Regions from separate parts of the Mus musculus genome. Here region 2 is linked to region 1. Evidence: chromatin loops called from intact Hi-C (ENCODE). Cell type or tissue: gastrocnemius. All regions are shown on one strand. Links, peaks and the distances in the headings refer to the core of each region. The heading gives the core; the rest is flanking DNA. Region 1 holds the start of Mgmt (O-6-methylguanine-DNA methyltransferase). Region 2 overlaps Glrx3 (glutaredoxin 3).

Region 1 (11,611 bases), core at 2,406-10,405:
ACAGCTTGGTCCTCCCTCATTCTCATTTCTCATCCCCAGTCAGAAATGGATGATGAAAGTCACAGTCCCAACATCCAAATCCCCATGCCTCCTGCTTCAATTTCCAAGTCACAAAATAACAGGTGGGGCTTGTACCCAGAAGGCAGAGGGTTGGGGTCGAGAAGGGAGACCCACTTCCTCTTGGCACCCAGGTGCACACCCCTAGCATTTCACACCACTTAAAAGACTTTGCCTAAACTGCCAACAACGTGTTACAAACACAGCCTGTCCCGAAAATGGATCAAAAACACTTTGTAATGAGTGTAGGAGCTGGTTTCAAAAAGGCTGTAGAATCTAACAAAATTCCCAGTTCTGAGGGTTTGACACTCCTATAGCCCAATACAGGATAGGAAAACATAGATAGATAGATAGATAGATAGATAGATAGATAGATAGATAGATAGATAGATACATATATAGATACATACATAGATATAGATAATAAATATAGATATATGAAAAGTTGTCTTTCATTTGGGTGTTTTCATAGCAGTACAAATGCCTGACTGTTCTTTGTTTCACAGTTGGCATGTTTTAGAAGAAAAGCAATATGAGGTTTGGGATAACTTTTGTCTGATAGTTACTAGGCAACTAGATCCAAATTCCAGAATTAACAGGATGCGTAGGTAAAGGGTGTGTGTACAGCTGCTTACCTGGGCTCCTCTCCTTTCATCAGTCTTCCCTAGCTATTTTGAGTTGGAGATATGGCGGGGAACACACCCACTGCACAGAGTTTAGCACTCAGTGGCTGGAGAGAAGAGCTTGGAGAAGGAGCCCTGCCACAACGAGGGCCCCACATGCCCATATGCATTTCTCCAGGGAGATGCCCACTGCTCCGTGTGAACCTCACATCCTTCCTTTGTTTGTGAACCACTTGACTATGAGCTAACACAGAGCTGCAACATATTCTCCTTAAGTGTGCCTCAGACTTGCACCAACCAGGCCACTGAAGGGGCACAGTCTTGAAGGAGTCTTTGTATTACCTCCTTTATACAGAGGCAGAGCCCTCTCCTTGTTCCTTCAAACCCAATCCAAGATGGAAGGGCTTCCAGATGGCACCAGAGGCTCCCATGGGTTCTTGGGCAGAAGGATGTTTGCCTCTCTCTAGGACAGCAAGGGCCAAGGAGCTCACTCTCTCGGCCCTGTGCTGCCCATCTGTCTATGCACTTCTTGCTACAATGATACCCTGATGCCTGCAGCTGTGCCAAGAACCAACAGGAACCAGCATGGGACAAGGGTGTAGCTAGCGGCAGATGGTACACACTCTGGGCCTAATGGTGCTGTCTCCATTTCAGGCTTCTCCCCAGCCTAGTATCTCTGGGCTCCAGGCTTCACCCAGGCTAGACGCTCAGACTCCAAGAACACCGAGGAGAAAATCGATTGTGTTAATCGAGAGCTCACCACTGGAGGTGCTTTTAAAGCGGTCTGGATGTAAAACACTTCAAGTGCGGAGCTCTTGGCGTGTTTCTCTTTACACGACCACTGCACGCTTGTCCAGAGTTCGGGGCTTTCAAATCACATAAGGTTTTATGTGATCGTTATAAAATCCCTTCATTTCCCAAAGGCAGGGTAGTCAGGATTAAGTTTGACTACTGAAGACAGCTTTGTTGTAAATGGTCTCTAATGTCACAGAATAGCTTGGGAAGAGAGGCTTATTAAACAAATTTCGTGGGTTACAAATCATTAGAAGCAATCACCCACCGTGTCAAGTTCATTTGCTTAACCTGAAAGGTATCCATTTGGATGCTTAGAAGAGCTATGCAAATTGACACGGTTCCCAGTGCCCACAGGAAAGCTGGCTGATGTTAAAGAAAACCCAGGGAGTCCCTTGAAGAACTCGGTGAAGTTACACTTGAACACAACTTCTTATGGTTTTCTCAAATCTTCTGTAAAACAAACAAATAAACAAACAGACAGACAAACTAACTAACTCACTCATGGGGATATGGGCCCGGAGGACAGCAAGAGAATATCTGTTATTTCAAAGATGGGAAACCCCACAGGAGTTTCATTTGTTCAGGCTAATGCATCCTATGAAGAAGTCAGGGGTGGCTCTGTGAGAATCTGGGTAGGAAACCTGCTCCCAGACTTCCTGATTTAGCTTAGTTTTTCTCCCTGTTCCCCCCTACAAGGCTACCACCCCATCTAAAGCAATCGATGTTCCTTTAGTGATAGGAAGGGCAGTTGAGGACACCTGGCTCAGTAAAAGCATACAAGAAAGAAGCCCACAGGCTCTTGGTTTGGGAATAGATTGTTTCTGTTTGTTTGTGTGCTTGTTTTGTTTTAATGATTTCAGAAAGGAAAAGGGTACTTGCTGCAGCCAGGACATGGAGACTGGGATTTAGTTTCTTCATGGAAGAACCCACAAAGTTATTTTGGAATTCTTTACTTCTGTAGGCTTAGTCCTTGGTCAGAGAAATGTGCCTTCTTCCACCTGCCTCTCAGTTCCTGATCCTGAACAGTCCTTACCTCCTTCCCAGCAAGAAGAGTTACTGCATGGTCTTAGACCTGCTCTGAGCGACAGCACTGTTCTCAGTTTGCCCTGCTCACCCTTTTCAACCCCATATAATCGACTTTGGTGGCACTGGCCTTCATAGAGACTTTTCCATGCCAAATTAGGAAGGGTAGAGATTCAGATGTCAGGACCAGCCTCATTTCCATCTTCCTCCCCAACCCTAATAACTCTCAGATATGTTTTGAAATCGGAAATGTCCCCACAGACTTACTCACTAGGTGTTGATTGTCAGCTGATGGGCCTTTGAGAAGTGATTGGATTCTGAGGGCTCTGACCTAATCAGTGAAGTAATCTCTTGATAGACTCATATTTTTCATTTAATTATTTGTTGTGTGTGTGTGTGTATACATATGACTCCACATGTGTGGAGGTCAGAGGACTATCTACAAGAGAGTTGGCTTTCTATCTCGTCTGTATTGGTCCTGGAAACTGGACTTGGGTTTTGATGTCTAGAGGCAAGCACCTTTACCATTGAGCCATCACTCCTGCCTTAGATTCATGATTTGATGGCATCAAAAGAGGCGGTAAGAGCTTGTAAGGGGACAGGCTTGGATATGTGAGGTAGGTTCACAGGGAGTGTACCCTGGAAAGATGTCTCTTGTCCTATGCCTTCCCTTCCTGTCCAAACTGAGGTAAGCTGTTGGTTCTTACCCTATCACATCTTCTAAGCTTACCACAGCCTGGAAACAACAAGGCCAGTCTACAGTGGACAGAAACAGTAGCTCCTCCCTTTGTTTCTCTGAGACACTTGTTACAGCAGTGAAAAGTTTGACAGGCCACACTTATATTTATGAGTGTTTTGTGTGTATATATATATGTGTGTGTGTGTGTATGTATATGTGTATATATATATATGTATATGTGTGTATATATATATGTATATGTGTGTATATATATATGTATATGTGTGTATATATATGCATATATATATATATATTTGTGTGCCTGGTGCCTGTGGAAGCCAGAAGAACCAGAAGAAGCCATTGGATCCCCTGGGACTGGAGTTATAGTAGTTGTGAGCTGTCATGTAGGTGCTGGGAATTGAACCCGGGTCCTCTGGCAGAGTAGCCGCTGGGCTTTTTTCTTTCTGTTTATGCTGTTTACTGTTGCTCTTTTTTTTTTTTTATAAAAAAGAAGAAATAGTCATTTATTTTATCTTTATTTTTTCCATTTTTTATTAGGTATTTAGCTCATTTACATTTCCAATGCTATACCAAAAGTCCCCCATACCCACTCACCCCCACTCCCCTACCCACCCACTCCCCCTTTTTGGCCCTGGCGTTCCCCTGTACTGGGGCATATAAAGTTTGCATGTCCAATGGGCCTCTCTTTCCAGTGATGGCCGACTAGGCCATCTTTTGATACATAAGCAGCTAGAGTCAAGAGCTCCGGGGTACTGGTTAGTTCATAATGTTGTTCCACCTATAGGGTTGCAGATCCCTTTAGCTCCTTGGGTACTTTCTCTAGCTCCTCCATTGGGAACCCTGTGATCCATCCATTAGCTGACTGTGAGCATCCACTTCTGTGTTTGCTAGGCCCCGGCATAGTCTCACAAGAAGACAGCTACATCTGGGTCCTTTCGATAAAATCTTGCTAGTGTATGCAATGGTGTCAGCGTTTGGATGCTGATTATGGGGTGGATCCCTGGATATGGCAGTCTCTACATGGTCCATCCTTTCATCTCAGCTCCAAACTTTGTCTCTGTAACTCCTTCCAAGGGTGTTTTGTTCCCACTTCTAAGGAGGGGCATAGTGTCCACACTTCAGTCTTCATTTTTCTTGAGTTTCATGTGTTTAGGAAATTGTATCTACTGTTGCTCTTTTTATGAAAAATTTCAAACAATGCTTTCTTGTAGGACTTTAATTTAAGACATATAGATTTTGATTCTAAAAGGATACCAATCTATTACTTTCTTAAGATTGGATCATCTTTGCACATCAGTTGTAGAGAATAGTTTCGTCTTAATATTAAGTCTTTACTCCACTCTCAGGGATTACGTCGTGAATGTAGTTTCCCTTCCTCCTCTCCTCTCAATTCCTTCTCCCCAGTCACTCCGCCATTTCTCTTCAGAAAAGGGTAGGTCTTTAATGGGCAGAAACCAAACATGGCCTATCAAGTTAGAGTAAGACTAGGCACCTCCTCTCACATTAAGACTGGAAGAAGCAAAGGGTAGGAGGAAAAGAGTCACAAAATCAGGCAAACTACTCAGAGGCAGCCCCCCACCCCATTCCCACTGAGTCCCACAAGAAGGCCAAGGTACACAACCATAACATATGTGTGGACGGCCTTGGTCAGACTCATGCAAGCTCCCTGGTTGTCATTTCAGTGTCTGTGAGCCTCTGTGGGCCTAGGTTAGTTGGTTCTGTGGGTTCTCTTTGGTGTCCTTGACCCCATCTAGTTCTTATAACCCCTCCTCTTCTTCTGCAGGAATCCTTGAGCTCTGCCTGATGTTTGATTGTGGCTCTCTGTATCTTGTTTCCATCAGGTGATGAAGCCTCTCTGATGATGGGTGTGCTGGATTCCTATCTATAAGTGTAGCAGAATATCATTAGGGATCATTCCATTGATATCTTCTCTCTCTCTCTCTCTCTCTCTCTCTCTCTCTCTCTCTCTCTCTCTCTCTCTCTCTCTCTCCTTTCCCTTTCCCTTCCCTTTCCTTTTCTTCTTCTCCTTCTATTTCCAGACTTGTCTGGCTCTTTCCTGGGTTTCTGATTCCTGGCCCTCCAGGCAATGACAGGGGTAAGCTCACTCTCATGGCACTTTACACATTTATCTCTCTCTCTCTGTCTCTTTCTGACTGTCTCTGTCTCTGTCTCTCTCTCCTCTACCTTTGCTTACGGTAGTCAGGAAAAATTTTGTAGGTTGAAAGTTTTGTATCTGGGTTGGTAGTCTTGCCTTAGCCAGTGTTTTTAACTTCTGAGCCATCTCTCCAGTTCTGCCACCCAGATAGTTTAACAAGCTACGATTCTGATATTAATTGCATCGGCTCCAGAGTGTACTTGTTTGGGGTCTCAACAGGAACTCTGATTTAATCTTGGTCTTTCTCATTTTCAGTTCCATTAGGATCCCAGTTCTAATTGGGCCTTGGTAGCATCATGCTATATGGGGCCTGGCAAATAGTATCCTTACTCAATAGTCTGTTGCTATCCCAGGAGCCTGTGCAATATGCACGTATGGTCTACAAGTGCACAGCACAGATTCTTATGAAATTACTGTACGAGTGATAAACCGGAGGACCCAAGATAACCAAGAAGCAAGAGCAGGACCCAGGGTAAACTTTCATGTCTCTTGTCCCTGGGCAAGAATACCCCTCTCTGTCTGAGCACAGCGCTGGGGAGGTGGACTAGTTACTCACTTCATTACTATAACCAAATACCTGAAAGAAATCAAGGGCTGGAGAGGGGCGCTCTCGTTCAGAGAAAGGCTGAGCATCATTGAAGGGACAGCATGACAGCAGAATTAGCTGCTCAGGATGCAGAGAGAGTTGTGCTGGTGCTCTCTTTATCTTCTCCTTTGTTCCCTTCTCATTCAGTTTGGGATCTCAGTTCTTAGAGATGACACCACCCATATTGGGGGAGGGGAGCTCCAATGCCCAGAGGTGTGTCTCTGAGGTAATTACAAATCCAAGCAAGTTGTTGAGCGTAGACGACACAGAAGGACTCTGAGACTTGATTTGATCATCCCATGTATCTAGGAGTCTCGTTTATCTTCTATCAGCAGTTATTCTTAGCATGTCTGGAGGAGGTGACAGTGGAGGTGAGGAGGGGCGGCTTCAAAGGGTGAATGGTGGCCTCTGTGAGTCACTGGGGCTCCTCATACAACAAACCTTTGAGCAACGCTTCTAAAGGTGGTAGGTAAAATGTTGGCTCCTCCAGGTCACTGAACCAGGGTACTAGTAAGGACCAAATCCAGGCAGGAGAGCTGCACACTGGGAAGATGAAGGTCTCAACAAACAAAACCACAGCATGGTTCTTAGCATATGTGCACCTGGGATGGGACCCTGAAGTTAACAACACGTCTCTCTGAAGCTTTAGGACGATAACATTCCCTAAGGATTTTATGTCAATCAAGTCAGATACCATGGGGCGCCAATCAAGTACCACAAAGTGGGTGGCTTGAAAGAATGAAAATTTGTTTATAGTCCAGGAGGCTGGTAGTTCTCACCTCCTGCACAGCATCTGGTACACAGGTGTATCTGGCTTCTAGTTTTCTGTTCACAGGGACAGCAGTAATATCAGATTAGGACTCTCCTAACTAGTGACATCATCTTCAAGTGTCACCTCCGTGTTTTTCCAAATAAGGCCATTATGAGGTACAGAGGGAGAATTCCAACAAGGCTTTCTTGGTGGACAACATTTAAATCCTGTCATCTCACACCAGATGCTGGATACTCACACTAGCTGAACCACTACTGAGCCATTCCAATTCCAAGTGCCAAGAAGATCCTGAAAGAAAGCCCTGGCCCAGCTGGGCAGTGACTGGATTCCTAGTGGGCTTAACTCTTCCACCACCCTTTGGGTGCGCGCTGTTGGCAAATAGTGACTATGTCTCAGCGGGTAAACTGGGACTTGGGGTGGTGAGGTCGAGGTGAGAAGGTGCAGCTCAGCTCCGGTGGGATGATGCGGCCTGATGTCTAGGATGGGCAAAGAACCAGTTTCAGGTCTGGAAGAAGAGGCCTGCTCTAGGAACACGCACCCAGGGAGGAAGCACAGAGCGGCACCCTTGCGTCACACACTGGGCGTGCTTACACTCCCCGCCCCTTTTCCGGCAGCTCCCAGAGCCACGCCCCGCGTACCAGGCCCGCTTTACACCCTCGGACTACAAGCCCACAGCTCAGTAATCAACTGCACCCTGACTCCGCCCCCGCCCACCAGGCCCTGCCCCGTGCTAGGCCCCGCCCCCACCCCGTGCACGCGCCTGCGGCCCGTATTTCTCAGTGCCAGATCTTGGTGCTCAGGCACCTAAAACTTGTGTACCGTTCCCCGTTGCTGTCTGCAGTTTGCAAGCTGGTGAGTTTTGGGGCACTGTGTGGGGCCCTCTCTGGAGAGAGCCGAAGTCCAGGGAGACAGTCGTGGCTCTGAGTTGTCCTAAGGACTCCTTCCTTTCTCTAGGACCTCAGCCCCTTCTGTACAGGCTGCCCTACTTCCCTTGGCCCCGGGGTTCGTGGGCAAGTCTGCCTGGTGACTGGGCATGTCTCCTGCCACACCTCCAGATGCCCAACACTTCTCAAGTCTCTGCTGGATCCATGCAGGTCCCCTGGCCATACTCTTTCCCTTCACTGGTGACCAGGGGGTGGGGATCCCGCTTCACCTTTCTTTCAGGAAGCTTCCAGAAGCTCCTCAGCTTGTAGCTCAGATCTGCTTGTAGTAGGCCCATACTTCTCATAGCTCCTTCTTTCTTGAGAGTAGGAGAAAATAACCAGGCCCCGGGGTCCTGCAACATCATGGCTGGTGCTAGGCACACCTGGTTAAAACCTCAGAGAGTAAACAAACAGTACATTCGCTCCGCGCCCAGTGGGTCTAGGTTTTTGTTCTGTACATTTTATTCTGAGCTGCCTCATCCAGACCCTGATTGTGAGTTCAGAGAAGTAAGGTTTGAGTGTACGTGTGCGTGCACACGTTTGGCTGGACCCTCCTCAGACACAGACAGGAGCTTGTGGAAAGGGTATTCTACAACCTGCAGAGTCTCTGTAGACAGACCTGCTCTTCATTTCACTTCCCTGACAGGTGATCCCAGATGATTTTAACTTCATGTGTCTCTCAGTATCTGCAGCACTTGTCGTAGGGTGCTGGGTGTGGGGGATGTGAGAAGCCTGGCCTGTGGTCAGTGTCCTGTAAGCTTAGGCATGTCATCTGAGCATTTGACAGGACCTAGAGCCTGAGAGTGGCTGGACAGAATGGTCTGCACAAATGCCCTGCCTGAGGCTCCACCCACTCTGGGCCACTCTGGGTATTGACATAGTTTGGTACTGTCTGAGGTCTAGAGGAGCCAGGCCACAAGGATCTATGGGAGTAATTTTTTTTTCAATTAGAGGGAAAAATCTGTCATAATAAGAGTTTGACTAATATGTGGTATGTCTTTGAAGAAGTTTCTGCTGTTACCATGGTTTAAGAAGCAGAGTCTCAGGTGTTGTGGTAAGGTGGCTGTGTCTTGTACAGCAACTTCTTTCTGTGGAGAGCAAAAGGCACCGATCTTTGGGTCCTGTTCTAGATCAGTGGGCCCCATCTGAGCCTGTCTCTACTCCCTCACTGGGCCTGCCAGTGTGCGGAGTGTCCTTGGCTTAGTTTTCTATGGCTTCCTCAGAACACCATGACTAAGGAGTCTTGGGGAGGGGAGGGCTTATTTGGTTTACATATCCTGATAACGGTTCCCCATGACGGGAAGGCAGGGCCGGAAGTCAAGAAGGGAAGGAACCTGGAGGCAGGGACTGAAGCAAAGACTATGGAGGAATGCTGTTTATTGGCTTGCTCCTCGTGACTTACTCAGCCTGATTTCTTACACACCCCCGGACTGTGTGCCCAGGCACCCATAGTGAGCTGGGTCTGTCCACAGCAGTCATAAGTGAAGAAAATACAGCAGAGATTTGCTCTCAGGCCAGTCTGATGGAGGCGTTTTCTTAGTTGAAGTTCCCTCTTCCTAGGTGACCTGAGCGTGTGTCAAGTTGACTATATATATACATATACATATATGTATATATATTTTTTGAGCGTGTGTCAAGTTGACTATATATACACATATATATTATATATAATATATTATATATATTATATATACACATTGTATATATTATATATACATATATTTTTGAGCATGTGTCAAGTTGACTATATATATATACATATCTTACTCAGCCTGATTTCTTACACACCCCCGGACTGTGTGCCCAGGCACCCATAGTGAGCTGGGCCTGTCCACAGCAGTCATAAGTGAAGAAAATACAGCAGAGATTTGCTCTCAGGCCAGTCTGATGGAGGCGTTTTCTTAGTTGAAGTTCCCTCTTTCTAGGTGACCTGAGCGTGTGTCAAGTTGACTATATATATAATACATATACATATATGTATATATATTTTTTGAGCGTGTGTCAAGTTGACTATATATACACATATATATTATATATAATATATATAATATATATACATATTGTATATATTATATATACATATATTTTTGAGCGTGTGTCAAGTTGACTATATATGTACATATATTATATATATTACTATATAATATATATTATATACATTATATATTACCATATAATATATATTATATATATAATATATATTTTTTGAGCATGTGTCAAGTTGACTATATATATACATATACGTATATGTATATATATTTTTTGTTAGATGCAAACTGTGGCGGCTCAAGCTTGTAATCCCAGCACTTGAGAGGCTGAATCAAGAGGATTGTCAGGAAAGGTTGTGTAGTCACTCCTTGAAACTCTGTCTTCAAAACACAACCAGCCAGGCGACCAAACAAGGCACTTAAGTGATCATAACTGTTCTTATTTTAAGGAGCACAAATGCTTAGGATCCAAGGGTCAGACCATTAAGACCCTCTCCTAGTCTGTGCCTTTCTTAGATGTTGGTTTTGATAGGAAGTGACGAAAGCATAACTGTTGTGTGGATTCCATTTTCTCCTTATCAAAGGCCCACTCACGTGCTCCTGTACTTGAGATATGACCACCCCTTACCCCTGAGTAAGCTGAAAACACTGTAAGTTAAAAAAAAAAAAAAAAGCTCTCTGAGCGTAGTAAACCATGCTCCAGACTCGAATCCCACCCAACGATTTGACACGCATTACATTTTCAGCTATAAAGTTCACACTTGAAAATCATACAGTTGAGTTACCAAAAAAAAAAATCTCATAATACTTTAATAAGTTTGTAATCTTTTGTTGGGCCACATTTGTAGTTGTCCTGAGCCACATGTGGCCAGTGAGGCACAGTTTGAATGGACCTACTTATGTCTAATCTACTTATGTCTGTGGCTTCTCTTGGCTGGAAGGATCACAAACCATTAGCCCTGAAAGAGGTCAAAGTTCAACACACACACTCGGTGTCTACTGAGACCATAATGCTTTATACCATGGGAAAGTAAAACAAAAAAATGGGTGTTTCATGAAAGTTGGGGACAGTCCTGTCTCTTCACATGTCATTGTGACCCTGCCAATGTCCCACCCTGGTATAAAGTGCCTTCTGTATATCCACTTTCCTCCAGGCCTTTGGGTACATGCCACACATGAATATCTCAGACCCTGGAGGACCCTGGCTTGGCTGCGACCACAGGTCTGCCTGGCCATGTTTTGGTGTGTGGCTGGCCTTGCCCAAGTTCTTACTGAAGGCGTTGATGTCTGACTGTAGGCTCTTGTTTAACTAAAACCTGAAGGTTCACACCAGACGCCTATAGACCAGCATTCATCTGAGCAGAGTGGCCTGTCAGCCTGCCCACAGACACTGATAAACAGACTGGCCTACACCACTTCTGGGTCTGAAGTGGAAGCGACAGGATTTGTCTAGGAGGGAGTAGGTCAGAGCCTTGCCGGCAGGAGGCTCTGCCAAGGTTGACAGGATGGATTTTCTTGTTCTGTTTGCTGTGGAGGCCTGTGCTGGACATGGATAGATAAAAGTTGGAGGCTCAGCATTGCAGCCTGAGTGTGGTGTGGTGTGTGTCCTTGTTCAGCCATTAGCCAGTGGCAACAGTCAAGCTCTCTGACTTAAATATTGGTAGTAATAAAAGGCACATTGAGGAGGGCTATGTGGTTTGGGGAAAAAAACCACATAATGAATGTGTGGGACATAGTGAGGGACTTACTCCTTTCTGTAGCTGTTCAAATGATTTGCCTTAAGAAGGGGGCTAAATCCTCTGGTGACCTTCTGTGACCTTGAAGGAAACAGTGCCTTGACAGATTTAGTTTCCAGGTGGAGGGGTCCATGGGCTGGGTCTACCATGATACCAGGCATCCCTGGGTTAGGCCAGCCTCCTAGACCTTGCACCAGAGTCTGCCCCAGCAAAGCAACCAAATAGACAGGCTCTCTCCAGGGACCACAGCCCA
Region 2 (11,611 bases), core at 2,212-10,211, 550 kb after region 1:
TGGGAAACCAGGACCTCGGCGCTCTAGGATGCTGCCCTGCCTTGATCTGCATGCAGAGTGGTGAGGGAGGGGTTTCAGGGCCCACTGCCGGGGATCCCCAACCTCTCCTTAGCCCCTTATGTGCTTGTAATCCTGGGGCAAGTTTCCTAACCTCCCCTTCGGCTTCCTCCCGGGTGAATGGACCGGTTCTGTTAAAGCTCTGTTTTGTGGTTGGCGTACCGGAAGCTCTCTCCACTAATGTGGGGGCCTTGGTATCCTCACTGAGCAGAGTGGGCAGGTGGCAGATTGACTGGCTGACATCTGCTACTCCATACAGTATGGAGGAGAATTACAATAGCTCATTCAGAGGCTGGCAGTGTAGCTAGTGCTTAATACACAAGAAACCCTGAGTTCAACTTCTAGCACCGAAAACAACAACTCATCTTCATCAACAACAAAACCAGTCCTTTCCAACCCTTTCGCATTTCAGGTTTACTTGATTTTAAATTTTTTTCCCCCCAAAGAAAAGAAAAAGGGAGAATGAGAGTAACATTAAGTAGAAGCTGACTTCTGATGGATCCAGCCAGGTCGTTTACCAGGCGTTTCGGAGGACGTCAGAGATGGCCTCCTGAAGTGATGAGGGCTTGTGTGGACATGTCCTGAAAAGCTTGAACTTAAATCGTCTGAGAAGATTCTTTTATGTGTGTGTGTTTCACATGCTTAGTTTGTCTTTATGTTTCATGTGTTAAACAGGCCTTAGTGGGTAAAAGTTAGCATGCCATTTATTCTGCAAGTTCAAGGTCAGTTTGATCTTCATAGTGAGTTTCAGGCTAGCCAGAGGTATATAAGGAGACCCTATTGTAAAAAATCAGGAAACAAACATTTCTTTCCTCTCAAGGGGGGTGGGGGGCAAGACAAGAACAGCAACAAACCGCAAACCCATCTGCATGTATTCTTGTCACTGGTGTCTGCCTGAGATGACTCGGGAGACAGTGTTCCCGTCTGCAGTGACTGTTCAGAATGGGTCATGGGAAATGCTGTGTGACACCTGGGGAGTGACACCTGGGGAAGGATAGGAAGCCATCAAGAATACTAAATACGGGCTGGCGAGATGGCTCAGTGGGTAAGAGCACCCGACTGCTCTTCCAAAGGTCCGAAGTTCAAATCCCAGCAACCACATGGTGGCTCACAACCACCCATAATGAGACCTGATGCCCTCTTCTGGAGTGTCTGAAGACAGCTACAGTGTACAGTGTATTTATAATAAATAAATAAATCTTTAAAAAAAAAAAAAGAATACTAAATAGCACTTGTGGGTGCAGCCATTTCCATGTCAAGGCTTTTCAGGGTTGGTGTGGGTTGAAGTCTACTTTTTTGTTTTATTATTATTTTTTCATCATTTTATGTGTATTGCTGTATCGCCTGCAAGCAGCTGTCCACCACAAGCATGCAGTGCCCTCAGAGGCTAGAAGAGGGCGTTGGCTCCCCTGGGATTGCAGTTACAGATTGTTGTGGCCCCTGTGTAGGTGCTAGGAATGGAACTCCCTAGTCTTCTGTAAGAGCACTTAGTGTGCTCTTAATCATTGAGCCATCTGTCCAGCCCCAAAATTTTCTTTTTATATTAAAATTCTAACGTATTTACGTACTTGTAACTTTTTCTATATATATTTTTATATATGAAAGTTCTTATGTCTATGTAAGTTTTATGTTTATGTAAGTTACTGAAATCTCAGTTTCTGTCTATATAGTGGGGGTGGGAAATGGGTACCAGAGTTTGTGCCCATTCATAAACCACTTTATTCATAAACACACACATACACCCACACACACACACACACACACACACACACACACAGAGTCTAGAGTATGGTAGCGCTTAGCATTGGTAGTATAATTTGCAAGTGAATAACTGGAGTATGGAGCACTACAGTAGAACAGCAAATGATTATTGGCTCTAATGGTTCCATTGATGGAGAAATGAGACTCATTATGTCTGCTAAAATATTGAGATATTCTGGGGTGTAGTGTAGCTCAGTGGTGGGGTGTGTGTTCAAAGCTCTAGGTTTGAGCACCAGTGCAGGGTGTAAGGGAGCCATGTTAATGAGTATTTCAACTCCATCTTTCTGTAAACGTTGTCCTAGAACAATGCATTGGACATATTGGCCTGTCTGTTATGAGGCAGAGACTGGTTCCATACAGTACACAAGAGGGTGACATCCCTGTTATATGTGCAGTTGGCATTCCATGCTTAAGTGGAAAATAAGAGCTAGGCATGTAAACATAAGAATATCTTGGGCAGTAAATAATCATTCGCATTAAACACATGCAGTGGTGTTATCAAAGCACTTTCTTGTCTGATCTTCTACCAACCCAGGACTCTTTATAGTTGTGGGTGTTCAAAGCATTCAAAGCCATGTTAGTGCCATTGGAGCAAAACTCAGCTCTGTGTGCATACTTTCTTCTTCCTCCTGCCCTTCTTTTTGAAGCCAGGACTCATAATGGAGGCTGGCCTGGAACCCTAGATGTAGCTGAGGAAGCCCTTGAGCTCCTGATCCTCTGCCTGTACTTGTGAGTGCTGTGGTTAGAGGCAGGCATCAGCACACCTCGCTCTCCTCTTTTGTTTTTCACACTTGGGCTCATACTGGGAACAAAGCCTGGTCTCTTGTTTTAATTTAATTATTATTATTATTTTTAACTCTGCTGGAATTAAGCCCAGGGCCTGAGGCATACCAGACTCTGCCATGAGTTATATCTCTATCCACCGACTGTAATTTTTAAAAGCAAGCCAATATTGTCAGCATTTACTTATGCCATTAAAACTTCTTTGCAAGCCAGGCGTGGTGGCGCATGCCTTTAATCCCAGCACTCGGGAGGCAGAGGCAGGCGGATTTCTGAGTTCGAGGCCAGCCTGGTCTACAAAGTGAGTGCCAGGACAGCCAGGGCTACACAGAGAAACCCTGTCTCGAAAAACCAAAAAAAAAAAAACCAAAAAACTTCTTTGCAAATTTCTAAGGTACTTTAAATATTTAGAATTACTTTTAATATTTTAAAAGTACTTTGTTTTGGTTGTTTGAAAGCTGTTGTGACATGAGTTGTTTTGGGATTTTTTTGGGTGTTTTCTGTAGTATTAGGAAGATACCCATCTTCCTAAATCTTTGTATTTTAATTCTTAGAGTAAATACCTGTGGGTGTGGACGTCGTGGGAGGTCTTGTTTCTAATCTCTACCGCAGGGTAAGAAGGCGCTTCTTCCACTTCCTTTTAGAAATCCTGACTTTTGAAAAGAGTACCCGCCTCGTGTGCAGCAGCAGAGCCTAGTGGGTTTACTTGTCTTGGAAGCAGGCTCTTGAACTCCTGGAGCCCCTCAGACCGCTCATCTGTCAGCGGGGCTTGCCTTGTTCTTGGATATGTATACATTGCAGTTTCTGTCCTCCCTTCCTTCCTTAGGCTCCTTTGCTCCTGCAGTGAATAGTAGTGATTTTCACCTTGGCAGGAGCTATAGTCACCAAAAGACCTTTTGCTGTTTGAGTCATGAATGCAGTGATGCCAGTTTCAGTCTTTGGAATCTTAATTTTTCAAGCAGTTTATTACAGGCCATTCTGTTCAATTTCTGTCACGTTCTCTAAACAACTGTATTAAGTTGTATTTGTTCATAGGCTGTCATGCTCACGGAGTACAGGTGTGTGGGTTTGTTCAGTGATTCAATGCTAGACATGTTCTCAAGCTAAAAACACCTTTTTAAAAATTGAGTATCTTGATTTAATCATGTCAGAATGAAAACTGTACTGCATGAGGGCAGCCAAGTCTTCCCTCTTGTGCTGCTGCTAGCTACCCTCAACACTATAAACTGTCTTGGCTATCATGGTATTCCCCCTTTCCCTATGAGATTCCTTTAATCTAGCAACTTTGGCTTGGCTTGTTTTCCAGACCTGACTGTGTGGTTGTGTGTATCTCTAGAAAAGCTGCTTGGGGGTGGGTATAGGGGACTTTCGGGATAGCATTTGAAATGTAAATGAAGAAAATATCTAATAAAAAATTGAAAAAAAATAGAAAAGCTGGTTTTGTTGTTGTTTGTTATTTTTGAGACAGGGTTACTCTGTGTAGCCTTGGCTGTCCTGCTTCTGCCTCCCAAGTCTGCCACCACTGACCAGCACCCTCTCCCCTCAATAGTTGACTTGTGTTTCATTTTTGGAGTGTAGGGTGCTTTGTTCTATCTGTGGGCATTTGGGTAAATTATAGACTGCTTGGGTGTTCCCTGACAAGGTCTTGTTAATTTGCTTTTCTTCTTGGGAAGAGGTCCTTGGATGCTCTCTTGGATGCTCTGCTGGCCTTGGGACCTCTCTTGGATGCTCTGCTGGCCTGGGGGGTGTGGTCAGATCCTGCACAGGCTTATGAGGGAGGGTTTCAGTATTCTGTAGGCTGTAACTCTGTTCACGGTTCCCAGACAACTTTAAGGAGCCTGAGAAATGTTGTCTAGCTGAATGGGTGACTGAGAGGCAGCATTGCTTGGCAGAGCAGTTGCTATCAGCTGAGGCCCAAGTATTCTTCAAAGATCTGCCAGATACAGGTCTGTCTGGTACAGATTGTAAGTACGATGTGACCTTTCTTGCCGTAGGTGGATCCTCCTGTTTGCCTTTTGTAGTCTCTCAAATGGCTTTCTCTTATCGTTTCTAACTAGTTAGTCTCTGCCTTTCATAGCTGTCTGCCTCCCTTCCATGACCCCAGCCCTACCATTTTTGAGGTGGTCCTACTGACTCAGGATGGTCTTGAACTGACTGGACCCAGTCTGGCTTAGAACTGCTCGTTCTTCCACCCAGCTGGGGTTCCACGCATGTAGCTCCACACTGGGCCTCCATTTCTGTTTCAGTGTGTCATCTAGCTTTATACTTGAGCAAACCCAGGCTCTCAGGGACCTTCTTTCTCAGCCCTCCCCACCCCTACTTTGTACATGTCATTTAATCTGCTCTTAATTCTTTGGCTCTGGACTGGAAGGCACTGTTCTCTTTGCTCTGGCTGCCTTTCCCCTTTCCTAACTTCTTGGAAACCTTGCACCTACAGCTGCCTCAGATTTTCAACCCTGTCTGCACTGGCATTGTTCCTGCACGATACAAGTTGATTTCTTGCACCGGAGTTAAGCTGGACGCGGTGCTCTTGGATTCTTCTGTGTAGTCCAGATCTCTTGAGGTTGATTTCTGTGGTGGCCACTTCTAGTCAGCTCCCTGTGCAGCTGTGGGCTCCTCCTGCTGCTGCTGCTCCTCATTTATTTATTTATTTATTTATTTATTTATTTATTTATTTATTTATTTATTTATTTATTTATTTATTATATGTAAGTGCACTGTAGCTGTCTTCAGACACCCCAGAAGAGGGCATTGGATCTCATTATGGATGGTTGTGAGCCACCATGTGGTTGCTGGGAGCTCAGGACCTTCGGAAGAGCAGTCAGGCTCGTAACCGCTGAGCCACCTCTGCAGCCCCAGGCTTCTGCTTCTTTGGCAGTTGGCCTTGTTCACTGTTTGTTGCCACTTTAGTGGTGTAACCTCTCCCTTGCCATTATCTTGACTTCTGGGAAACTGATCTTAAACTCCTGAAGCTGTCCCTCTTTCCTCTGTCCCTCTATCTGGCCTGATGCGATGTTGATGAGACCCAGAAACATGGACCTCCAGGTTCCTCTGTCCCTTCTGTGACATGGTTGGCTCTGTGTCTCTAGATTTCCAGATCTATAGAGAGCTGAGGCTCTCTGCACTTGAGCCCTGGCCCTAATATTCCGGCAGCCTTCCTTTCCTCCTAGTATGACACTCACTGTCAGTGTTTAAGTCAGAACTTGCAGTCAACCTTTGAGGGTTACCCTTTCCTGCCCCTTCTGGCTGTAACCTTCCTCACCCCATATGTGTCTCTTGTGGGTAGGCTCCCACTTCTCATCTGTGCTTTTTTTTCTTTTGTTTTGTTTTTTTATTTATATGTGTTTTTGTGTGTGCCCATGTATATGTGTGCAGGTGCATGTGGGTGCCTGAGGAGGCCAGAACCTTGGAGCTGGTGTTGAGATGTTTGTGAACTGTGTGACCTGCACGAGTGATGGGGCTGACCGAGGGTCCTTGTGATAGATAGAGCAGCAAGTGCTGCCCTGCTGAGATCTCCCCAGCCCTCTATCATTTCTTATTCCACTCCTTGCTGGTAGGTAGAAAAGTTTGCATCTTTTTCCATAGAACACATTTTTATGTGTTTCCCCCCCACCTTGGAGGAGGGTTTTACTTGAAATTAGAATTCTGTAAATTCAAGTTTCAGTTAAATTAGAGGTGGTTTCAAACATAGGTCTTTGTGAACAGTTTTGTATGAAAATAATTAAGATTGTTAACATTGCCCAGGAATCTAGTGACTCCACCGTCAGCCCACATGGAGGGTTCTCTGGTAACATAACTGCAACAGACATCTATGAGCAGTGATCGTAGTCCTGCTGTCCTCTGCCTTATCTGTTAAGACTTTTTTGCTCTTCTGCCGTTACAGTTGTGTCCCTTTGTCACAATATTATGTGAGATTAATATTAATAATGTATCTTCAATCATTTCTCAGCAGCAGCTTGCTTGTACAGAAATTCAGTCTCCACTTTCATCATGGGTCTGAAAATATAATCGACATGTCTGTTAGTTGATATGGATGGACATTTAGAAGCACTTACTAGGGCTTAGTCTTGATTTAAGAAATCCCATCGACTTGACTGTTTATCCAGACAGTCTGAAGACTGGCCGTGATGCTGCACACTGCAGTGGAATTCTTTGTTTTCTAGGTAGAAGAATTTGATCTACACCTGTATTTGCTTCCAGGATCATTTTAATAAAAAATATGTTTTTTGATTTACAGGTCACTCCTTGTGGTTCATTTCTGGGCACCATGGGCTCCACAGTGTGTACAGATGAACGATGTCATGGCAGAGTTAGCTAAAGAACACCCTCATGTTTCATTTGTGAAGGTATTATTCATTTTCAGTCTTATGTCTTTTATTAATATCTGACTTATGAGATAGACAAGATTTTATAATGTAAAGGAAGAAGCTGTGAAATCCCAGTACTTGAACTTTGTGTTGAATTCTGTTATATTTGCAGCAAGCTATTTTGACAGATCTTTTGGTTTGATTTTTGTTTGTTTGTTTGTTTTTCCGAGTCAGGGTTTCTCTGTATAGCCGTGGCTGTCCTGGAACTCACTTTGTAGACCAGGCTGGCCTCGAACTCAGAAATCCACCTGCCTCTGCCTCCCGAGTGCTGGGATTAAAGGCGTGCACAGGCTTTTGACAGATCTTTTGATGTTGCATTTCTCACATAGTTTAAAAAAATCGCTACAGAATGGGCAAAGGACAGAAGTGTTTGAGAGGACAAACAGACCAGATAATTCCCTGGATAATTTTGGCGTGATAGCAGTTGATGAACATTGAGAAGGTAGTATGTTGCGAAACGCTTCTAGAAAGTGCATGTAAACAGGCCGCTGGGGTCAGTTCTGCCCGCCTCTCCTGTGCACTGAGCCCTGCTTTACTCAAGACTTGGTTTCTACGTTGCCTGTTGTGTTTCGAGACTAGGCTTTAAGAGGGATTGGAGCGCTGTGCTGGAGGTTAGCAGGATTTGCTTTTATGCACATGTAATTCTAGTCACTCGGGAAGTCATACTGCTTTAGGTTTGGAAAAAAGTGAAATATATGTTGAGAATAATGAATTATTGGGAAGGGAGGGATACTCTCTGTATTCAAAAGTGTTAATTCTTAGAGTTGATTTATTTACTTTGAGACAGGGTCTCACTGCACAGGTTGGCCTCAAGATGTCTGTCAGTTGCCTCCCAAGTGCTGGAGTCAGTGGCTTGTGCCTTTTATCCAGTGCTGAATCCTTAGGATTTAAAACAAAACAAGCCGGGCGTGGTGGCACACGCCTTTAATCCCAGCACTCGAGCACTCGGGAGGCAGAGGCAGGCGTATTTCTGAGTTCGAGGCCAGCCTGGTCTACATAGTGAGTTCCAGGACAGCCAGGGCTACACAGAGAAACCCTGCCTCAAAAAACCAAAAAAAAACAAAACAAAAAAACAAAAAACAAAACAAAAACAAAAACCCAAAAACCTTCATTTTAAAACTAAAAATTGTGAGTTCAAAATACATGTTGACAGATAGACCCATGTATGAGGTTAGAAACCATGTGAAGCTTTGGGTTGCCTGTAGGTCAGATTTCTGACGTTTCCTAAATCCTTTGCATGGTAGTGATTACATTCCCTGATAGTATTTGCATAGACAGAATTTGTGTGCTTTGAATTGGTACTGTATTCTGATGGCTCAAAATGCCAAGTAGTATCGCAGGGTGGACACCGAGAAGATTCACGCCGTGTCTTTGCCAACCCTTGTCCGTCCCTATAAGTAACCAGTTGTATTCATTTTGTATGAATTTTCTCAGTGTTTCTTTATGCAGATAGCACAAATATGAATATAATAGTTAGCTTTTTAAAATTTAAGGACTTACTTAAAATTCTGATGAAATGCATAATGTAACCCTAGAAGGTAACCCTAAAATGTCCAGTATAAATAATAGAAGGGGGCATTAAAACTGCATGTTTGGTCAGTGATAAAAGATAATGACTACAAGTGAAATGAATGATTAAACACTTCAATCATAGAATTAGCCAGGCTCATGGTAATTGTCCCATGTCTGCTTTCATACGTATCCTGTTACTGGTTTAGGTAACACGCTGTTCTCAGCTGCCATCTGAATGACTTATTTAAAGTCACTATAGAATTGCTTCTCACATTGGTACCAGACTTGGCAGGAGATTTGAAGTTGTTCAAGTGCTTAAATGTAGCAGGGAGCCAAGAGTTGTAGGTGTGCTACTGCTGGATTGTCGGGGATACCTGAGCCTGACTGTTTGAGGAGTTGGCAGCACTGTTTTTGTTAAGCAGGAGTTCTGGAAATTTCTGGAGTAACGCAGTGATGGGGTAGAATTTTTATATCTTTTCTTTTTGAGTTAGGAGTCTCACTAGTCTTGAACTCTTGAATTCAAGCCAGACTTCGGCTTCAGCCTCTTGTAGCTGGCACCTCAAGAATGGTCTACTATACCTACGTTTCTTTCATTTGATTATTTAAAAAAGGTGTATTAGTTTGGCTTTTTTTTTTTTTTTGGTCTTTCAATAGAGGGTTTCTCTGTGTATCCTTGGCTGTCCTATAACTCACTGTGCAGACCAGGCTGGCCTCGAACTCATAGAGATCTACCTGCCTCTGCCCCTCAGGTGCTAGGACTGGGCATGTGCCACCACTGACCGGCTAGTTTGGCTTTTTACTTATTTATTTATTTTTGTTTTTTTGTTTTTCGAGACAGGGTTTCTCTGTATAGCCCTGGTTGTCCTGGAACTCACGCTGTAGACCAGACTGTCCTAGAACTCAGAAATCCTCCTGCCTCTGCCTCCCGAGTGCTGGAATTAAAGGTGTGCACCACCACTCCAGCTTAGTTTGGCATTTTTGACTTGTGAAATGAAGTGATTGTTCCAGTCTTTGTTAGTAGAGACACAAAGTCATTTAAATAAGTGATTTTCTTTTAAATGCATATTTTTGGTTTGCATGTAAATTATTATTACTACTACTTCTTCATTTTCTTCCTCTTCCTCCTCCTCCTCTTATCTTGAAACAGAACCTTATATATCCTCGGCTGGCTTGGAACTTACTATGTAGCCATGGATGACTTTGAGATTTTGATCCTCCTGCCTTTGTCTCACTAGTGATGGGACTGTAGTGTGTCCCATCATGCCCCAGTTATATGGTGTTGAGAATCAAATCAGGGCTTCCTGCAGGCTAGGCCAGTACTGTACCAGCTCAGCTATACCCCTAGCCTAGAAGATGATCTTGAGTAAGGTTTTTTAAATTGGTTATAACTACCAAGAACTAGTTTTCTAATTACTAAGATACCAGCAGCTCAGACAAGCCAGCCACACATCTGGTAAGAGTTGTGCAGCTTGTTCCTACCAGGACCGAACGCTGACAGGCAAGGCTTTTGCACTCTCCACTGAGACCCTTGTTCTCCAACGTGTGACGTGGCTGTAAGATGCCACCTCTAATGGGCTGGGCCCTTCCCTGCCTCAGCTGCTGCCATATCCAGTTAGATCCTGGAATGCGGGTTTTTCTGTACGCTCTTGCATCTCTAACCACTGTGAGGAAGCACACGAATTACTTCCACTGGTAAATGCCTTACAAAGAGATTCAGGCTTACTTAGAATAGAGTGAAATAGCTAATTAAAATATTACGTGCTTTTTCTTTTCAAAATACATAGTCAGATCTCTTCCTAAAATGGAAGTACACTTTATTGATCTGTGGATGTTGATGTGTCTGGGTAGGTGGAAGGATGAATTTATGATTTTTCTGCCTCAGCCTCCTGGATACTAAATAGACTTGTGTACCATGCTGATGGGAATACATATTTGCCAATTATACAGTAGAATCTTTCAGATTATGATGTTTGGGAGTGAGAGATAGTAGGAAAGAGATAGAAATTCCACGCCTTTGTCAGTGAGGGAAAGGTGGGAAAAAAGTCAGACCCTGTTTGTAGGAAATGTATCCTCCCCTCCTGCATATCTCATTTGCTGTGTGTCATAGTTGCAGTCCTAATGCTGTGATGATATACTCTGGCAGAAACAACTTAAGGGAGAAAGGTTTATTTAGCTCATAATCCCAGGTCCATCATAGCAGGGAAGTCAGCTGTAGCAACTGGAGGCAGCGGCTCAGATTACAGTCATATTCCTAAGAGAACAACACATGCTATTGCTCGGCTCACTTCTCCTCTTACACAGCCCGGGATCCCTTGCCAAGGGATCGGCACCCCATCCCCCGTTGGGATAGTCTCTTCACAGTCATGCCTAGAAGCCAGTCTCTCAGGGTTAACACTGCCCATCATTGACAGTTTCATGTCAGTATAAACTTTCTCAGAGATCAGAGTCAGCTGTTTAGGGAGAGTTTTATGATGTTGCTCTGGTCAGTATTATTATATTGTATGGTGCATTGGTTTCTCACCCTGTGGGTCGAAACGGGTTCTTTGGGAGTTGAAGGACCCTTTCACAGGGTGTCACTTAAGACCATCAGTAAACACAGATAATTACATTATGATTCATAATAGTAGCAAAATTATAGTTACGAAGTAGCAATGAAAATAATTTTATGTGAGCATAACATGAGGAAGTGTATTCAAGGGCGCAGGGTTAGGAGGTTGAGAACCGCTGGTATGGTGGTTGCTGTGCTGAGAGAGGGCATGGAGGAGTTACAAAGTTACAGTGCTGTGCTTTGCACCCCTGCACCATCCTTGTGCTGTTGGGGACTGTACTCAGGACTTCACAGTTACGTTAGGCAAGTGCTTACATTGCATTAGGTTACATTGAGCTCTACTGTAGGAATCATCATGGCTCAGCAGTTAAGAGTACTGGATACCCTTGCTAGGGACCTGGTTTCAGTTCCCAGCACCTACACAGTGACTCATAACTGTCTGTAACTGCAGTTCCAGGCCATCCTGTAGGCACCAGGCATGGTACCTACACGTATACTTATACATATGCGTATACATATGCGTATACGCAGGTAATCACTCATACACATATGATCAAAGTACATAAATCTTAAAAAAAAACAGGTT

The links. Hi-C counts contacts between places; a loop is a spot of excess contacts. Peaks named below come from ENCODE experiments on the same cell type or tissue, not always from the same donor. Only the 100,000 strongest peaks of a DNase experiment are listed, where the experiment ranks them.
Region 2: it touches region 1 in a loop (3-fold over the local background); 3 of 42 quality-filtered maps call a loop at or near these places.

The regions. Positions count from the first base shown.
Region 1 is chr7:136,887,125-136,898,735 of GRCm38, forward strand. It overlaps Mgmt (O-6-methylguanine-DNA methyltransferase), which reads left to right and starts at 7,462. Exons shown (of 5, transcript NM_008598.3): 1 at 7,462-7,563. In gastrocnemius, for the core only: no CTCF peak of the experiment used is centred there; a DNase peak (open chromatin) is centred at 7,348; H3K4me3 peaks cover 1,418 bases; H3K27ac peaks cover 1,761 bases.
Region 2 is chr7:137,438,144-137,449,754 of GRCm38, forward strand. Glrx3 (glutaredoxin 3) reads left to right here. Exons shown (of 11, transcript NM_023140.5): 2 at 6,836-6,944. Among named protein-coding and RNA genes, the nearest start is that of Glrx3, 6.4 kb to the left of the region's middle. In gastrocnemius, for the core only: a CTCF peak has its summit at 5,381 (motif pointing right); no DNase peak of the experiment used is centred there; H3K4me3 peaks cover 817 bases; H3K27ac peaks cover 2,216 bases.